Regions from separate parts of the Homo sapiens genome. Here region 2 is linked to region 1. The links are chromatin contacts, found by Hi-C or POLR2A ChIA-PET in ENCODE. All regions are on one chromosome and are shown on one strand. The core of a region is the stretch at or near the end of the contact, and the rest is flanking DNA. Distances in the headings are between cores, read along the strand shown.

Region 1 (3,136 bases), core at 420-2,919:
CCCACCTCTGCTCTGCACTCATGGAAGGGCCCAGACCTGCCCCTGGAAGGAGGGGAGTTAGGGCAGGTCATCGCTGAGGACTGTCTCGGCCTGACATCCCCGTCGCTTGCCCAGTGGATCGGGTGGGGAAGCCTGGCTCGTCACTGCTGAGCCCCTCTGTGGTCCCTCCCAGGGCCTGGGGAGCAAGGCCAGCCCTGAGAAGTCTCACCCCTGGGGGTAGGCGGAGTAAGGCAGGTCATATGTGGGCAATGCCTGGCACTTCATTCTACAAAAGGACAGCCGTACCCTTGGGGCAGTCGCCATCTCCTAATGGCCTGTATTTTCTATGCTACTAAGATAAAAAAAAACAAAGTGACACTGGGGAACTCCTGAGAATCTGGCCTTAGGCAGACCCTTCCTCACAAGCCCTTCCTTGTTTCTTTCAGCCGGAAATCCCTGTTTGCTCCACTGAACTTGGGGCACTCCTCTGGGTCACTGGTGGCCCTTGGGCCCTTGTGCATGGTACTATTGGTTCCTGAAATCCGAAATGTTCCCAACTAGCCTGTGGGCTCCTCAGGGGCAGGAACTGTGTCTTGGAGCCTCTCTGTGCCCGAGCACTGGCATAGCATCTGGCACATGGCAGGACCTCTGCAAAATGCATCGGAGACATGTCTGTTAGGATACGCAGACCTCCCATTTTGACATTTCAGGAACAGCCGGAAGAGGTACCATTCATCTGGAGGCTGAAGAGGGCTTATCCTGGATCAACCTCAAAAGCACTGGGCCCATACGCCAACCTGGAAAGGGCCGCTTGGCCTTTGTTTGAGCCCCTCTGACCCCTTTTGGCTTCACTCCATCACTCCCTTCCCTCACCCTGGGAGGATCCAGCCGCCATGCTGAACAACAAGCTCAGAGGCTGGCCCTGGAATGAAGTGAGCAGGGCAGGTTGGGGAGACTCAGTTGCAACTGCAGTGTCCCATGTGAGGGCCACATGGATTTCCACTGTGGAGAGATGCTGGTGGGACCCAGGCTCCCAGGCTAGCTCTCACTGTGCTTGGGGAGGATGCACAGAGCCTGTGGGTGACAGGAAGGCGCCCGTCCTCCCCACACACAGCAGGGAGGGCTTGCCGTGCGTCAGCTGTGGCAGGACGCATGCCTGTACTTGCTGTTTCTGGACCACATTCAGGAGTGGCAGTTGTCTACAGGGTAAAGCTTGCATGGAATGAACTGACTCCAGACGCCCTTGCAGGAATGTGCATACTCTCTGTGATGACACTGGAGAATGTGTCCCCGCCCCCCAAATTCCAGTAGGCCCTAGAAGGTCAGAGCTGGAAGGTACCACAAGGTGTTTATTCTGCACCCGTCTCAACCTTCTGAAAGCAAAGATCCAGTTTCTACCCACGCTGAGGGGTGGAGATCGACCTGTGTCAAGACTTCATTTGGGGCTACCCTCAGGAAGTATTTCTTGTATCCACTAATCCTGTGTCCTCTGTAGCACACAGAGCATCTGGTCATGTGGTGGTTACAGAGGGTTCCAACTGGACTAATTAATCCGCCAACACCTATTGGGCACCTATCATACACCATGCAGCAGGAGGCTCTCAGGGCACAGCAGGACCGGAAGGAAGGAAGGCTGCAGATGGCAAGCCCATCAGTGCTAAGGCCAAGGCCAGAGCTGCTGAGTGCCATGCAGGCAGCAAGCAGGGAGCTGATATGGCAGCATCTGGCTGGGCAGGAAGCAGTGTGGCAGGTGCACAGGTGTGCAGGGCATGCGGTTCCGTGCTGTGCACCACTGCAAGCCTAAAGCTCGCTCAGCACCCACACGCAACAGGCTCCAAACGTGTGAATCACTGTTATATAAACAGATCTCCTTCCATTGCTCATACAGCTTGAAAGGCTGACGATACTTAATATACCTAATCCGAATTTGGATTTCTAGCTCAGTCTTCCCTCTCACCTCCAGGTACATATCTCTGCCTGGACTTGTGTAAGTATCTTTGATTTAACCCACCCAAATCCAAGCTCCTGATCTTCTCTCCAGCATCTTCCCCCCCTGCAATGTTCCAGATCTAGGAAACTAGGACTCCATTCTTCTACTGTGCAGGACAAAAACTCTGAAGTCATCCATGCCCCCTCTCTCCTCTCACAGCCCACATCTGATCCATCTACACATCTCTCGACCCTGCTTTCAGAATCTGACTGCTTCATACACTCCACTGATGCTGCCCCGTCGGAGTCACCTTCACCTGATATTGCAATGACCTTCTAACTGGCTTCCCCGCCTTTGTTCCTCTCCCACCCTCACTTCCGTCTATTCTGACCAGCTGTCAGCCTATTAACACAGAAGTTCAGATCACCTCTGTCCTCTGCCTAAAATCTCTCAGTGACTTCCAACCAAGTCCCTGTGAGGGCTGACAAAGCCCAGTGCGATCTGGTCCCTATGCTCTCAATGCCTGGTCCTGTCCTATTCTGCTCCTCTTCCCACTGCCCCCTGCAGCCTCGGGGGCCTCTCTGCTGTGCCTGGAACACACCAGACACACTCCTGCCCGGGGGCCTTAGCATCCCCTGGAACACACCAGACACACTCCTGCCCGGGGGCCTTAGCATCCCCTGGAACACACCAGGCACACTCCTGCCCGGGGGCCTTAGCATCCCCTGGAACACACCAGGCACACTCCTGCCCAGGGGCCTTAGCATCCCCTGGAACACACCAGGCACACTCCTGCCCGGGGGCCTTAGCATCCCCTGGAACACACCAGGCACACTCCTGCCCGGGGGCCTCAGCATCCCCTGAACGCTTTGCTTGGAATGCCCTTTTCCCAGATGTCTGCAGAGCTCACCCCCTCATCTTCTTTGAGCTTTACTCAAATGTCCCTTCCCTGAGGCCTTCCCGGTACACCCTGAAATGCCCTTGTCACCCTGCCCTGCTTCATTTTTCTCCTTAGAGCTTCTCATCATCTAATGGACAACAGCTTCCTGCCTGGTAATCTTGTTTCACGGCCTCCTCTGCCTTCCAGAATGTAAGCTTAGCATCTGTTTTGTTCACCAGTGCATCCCCAGTGCTTAGAACTTGGTAAATGCTCAATAAGTATCTGTTGAGTGAAGGCTGTGTTCTTGGAGGGGAGTATTCTTTGAATAAACTGATGAATTCCACTTC
Region 2 (3,018 bases), core at 42-2,541, 250 kb after region 1:
TGGTGCCTGGGTGTCGGGACCCCATAAAAACCACGGGTGACCCCTGTGCAGGGGCTGGGGCTGCTGGGACTGTGGATGGTCCCCCTAAGCCCCATGAGGCACATTTCCCAGGCATGGCAGCATGGCGGTACCTCTCTGGGGCTGTCCCTTGTGCATGCACTCTTACTCCAGCAGTCTCTGGTCCCTCTACCTTTCTCTAGTGGCCCTCGGGCTGAGAAACCATGAGAGTGTGTCCAAAGCAGGCAGCGGCCTTAAAGAAATGCCAGCCCACCTCCTCCCCACCTAGTGTCCAAAAGAGCTGCATGTTGGAAGCAGGGGTCTGTGCAGCCCTCCCCTCTCCCCTGGTACACCCTACTTGGGGAGCAGATTTGCCTGGGCAGGTCTGCACGGGGTCTGCTCCCTGGCCCAGCAGTCACTGGTGAGACACCCAGCCCTGGCATCCTCTGTTCCTAATTCCCATGAAGGTGCCTTTTGTGGCTGCACCTACTTGCATAAGGACTGAGGCATCGGCCAGGAAAAGACGTCAGGCTTGGCCAGCTCCATCTAGCAAGACACTCCAGGTCACCGGGGAAAGGGCTTTTCACTAAAGCCTCCAGGGAGACTTTGGAACATGAGCAGCACAGCTTGGAGACGAGCCAGCAGAGCACGTGACAGCGAGGAGGCAGCCGTGCACGTCGTCACCCAAGCCCCAGGCCACAGCATCCACGGGAGAGACTTTCCTGCAGCACTGCGTGTTGGGGGTAGGGAAGAGAACAAACTTAATCCTGGGCTGTTACGGGAAGCCCTGACGAGCCCCAGGAATATCAGGGACTGCAGGAAGGGTTCCAGTGTCACTGGGGAACCCGGATTCCCACAAATGCCTTGCTTCCCACAACCCGGCCTCCTGGTCCCACATGCCTCACCTGTTGTTCCAGCCTCTGCACCTGCTCACATCTCTGGGGAGTCACCCGATGGGGCTCCCCAGTCCCCGCAGCAGCATTTTCCTCTGACTCTCAGGGCCCTGCTCTGCCTTCTGTGCTCAGCAGTTGTTTCGGATTGGGAGTCAGGAGGCCATTCCCACACTTGAAACAAGGCTGCAAGAGGAGGCTGAGCAGAAACCGCACACCCCGAGGGCAAGGCGACATGCTCATTGCCCTTGCGCCCTTCCTCCTTCCCCAGGAGCAGGACTTCTGGCCGCTCTGAGTGCACGGGTGACGGCTGCCGTTTATCAGCCTTCAAATTTGTGCCCGAATCACCTGCTTCCAACTCCTCAAATACAGACTGGCTTAGCTCAGCCTGATTAAGACCAAATTAGGAAGGGCAGCTGTGTTCCACCAGAGCCCAGGGAGCCAGGCAGAGGGCAGGAGGATCAGGCCACCAAAGGTCACCTACACACAAGCCCGTACCGGTGATGTCATCGTGGATGGAGGAGATGGGCTGGCATTTTTTAAGGCTGGCCCCCTGCCTGGGACACACTCTACATGTTTCTAAGCCTATGGGCCACTGGGGAGAGCTGGAAGGAGCCAGGCACAGCCACAGGGAGGTGCCACCATGCTTGGGAAACACCTCGTGGGTCTGGGCTGCAAATGACCATCCACAGTCCCAGCCCTGGCAAAGGGGTAGCTCATGGTCCTTATGGGGTCCCGACACCCAGGCACCAGGACACGCTCTTCCACGGATGCAGGTTAGATAAGAAACCACCTTCAGGACTCTCCTACACATCTCTTCACACCTGTGCACAAAGGAATCAGCAAAAGATCCCCTCCCAGCCTGCTGTGACCGCAAAATTCCATACCCAAGACCAGGGCTGCTTAAATAATTTGAGCTCTGCAATGGAAACCTACAAAGCCACTAAAAGCAGCAGAGAACGCTGGTGAGCAGCTGTGAGTGGCAGCTGAGATTCATTACAGTTCCACAGTCGGACTCGGGAAAATGCTTCCGTGTGTGTAGCAGGCTGTGATGCGGTGTGTGGTCCCAGCTGAGGCCCCCACACTGACAGCAGTAAGAGCCGAGTATCTCACATCCTAAAGATGCCGGTCCGTGCCCGAGAGCAGATAGTCTATGAGACCTTAACCGGGGCTGTCCCAGATGCCACTCTGAGCCCTTCTGGAAGGGTGAGTTTGATCAGGGAGATGGCGAGGGAGGAGTCCTTGTCCAGGAGCTTTGGGGACAGTTTGACAGGAGCTTTTGGGATGTCAACCTTGCTCCTACCATGGGGAATGCAGAAGGGGGCTCCCCCCCCCACCTCTCCTCACATCTGCTCCACCTCAGCCCAGATCAGAGGCAGGGAGGAGAGCCTTGAGGAGCCCCGGAGTTGGGTGCACTGACTGGACCCCGCCCTGAGTAGAAGAGGGAGGCTGGCCTGGAGGGGCTGCAGGAGAACAGCAGAGTTGCTCAGCAGGACAAAGGAGACACTGCGGAAGGGGTCTGAGTTCAGGTCATCTTGACTGGTTTCCTCAGCACGGCCCATCATGAGGCAAAACCCTAAACGCTGACTCAAAGTCTGGGAACGGAATGGGCTGTTTTGTCCTTGGCTAGAGCCCTGCCAGCTGTCCCGTTCCCTCTAAGTGCTGCATGCACTGTGGACGTGGCATTCCCTCTAAGTACTGCATGCACTGTGGATGTGGCCTGCCCTCTAAGTGCCGCATGCACTGTGGACGTGGCATTCCCTCTAAGTGCTGCATGCACTGTGGACATAGTGTTCCCTCTGCCTGGTCCTCCTATGTGAAATCCCCTTCCCAGCCAGCCAGCGCCCCCACCTGCACTCCTGGCCCCACCCTTGAGGTCCTTTCTGGGGTGGCTGAGCTCTTCTGCAAGACCTGTGTCCGGGCTTCCCTCCACCACAGCTCAGACCCTCCCAGGGGCCCATGTCCATGTCGGTAGAATGCATGAGGGACGCCCAAGCCCATTCGGTCCCAGATGCCTCCTTCGAGGCAGGGCCGTGTGTGTGTCATCAGCATCACACACTCACACACACTCACCCGCAGGCAAAGCCCCTCCCTGAGCCCAGGAAGGCTCCAAAAGGGGCGTGGTCACAGC

What was found. A loop is a pair of places that touch in the nucleus more often than their neighbours do. ChIA-PET counts read pairs that join two places held with the same protein, here RNA polymerase II (POLR2A). Pooled maps may share reads with other maps.
Region 2: a loop to region 1 is called in a pooled map, with 1.9 times the contacts of the local background. The contact joins the promoter of LINC02348 here to the enhancer-like site in region 1. A Hi-C loop is called at or near these places in 1 of 50 pooled maps. POLR2A ChIA-PET finds 5 or more read pairs at or near these places in 2 of 52 experiments (PC-3 and Panc1).

Annotation. Positions count from the first base shown.
Region 1 is chr15:101,357,967-101,361,102 of GRCh38, forward strand. All of the region lies in intron 13 of PCSK6 (proprotein convertase subtilisin/kexin type 6), which reads right to left. Among named protein-coding and RNA genes, the nearest start is that of PCSK6-AS1, 25 kb to the left of the region's middle. RefSeq lists enhancers at 1-193, 1,138-2,081, 2,082-3,025. Within about 2 kb of position 1,670, at least 4 of the 41 ENCODE cell types and tissues checked have a DNase peak (open chromatin) inside an H3K27ac peak, as active enhancers do.
Region 2 is chr15:101,613,048-101,616,065 of GRCh38, forward strand. It overlaps LINC02348 (long intergenic non-protein coding RNA 2348), which reads right to left and starts at 1,292. Exons shown (of 3, transcript NR_147041.1): 1 at 903-1,292; 2 at 488-727. RefSeq lists enhancers at 602-1,120, 1,121-1,637.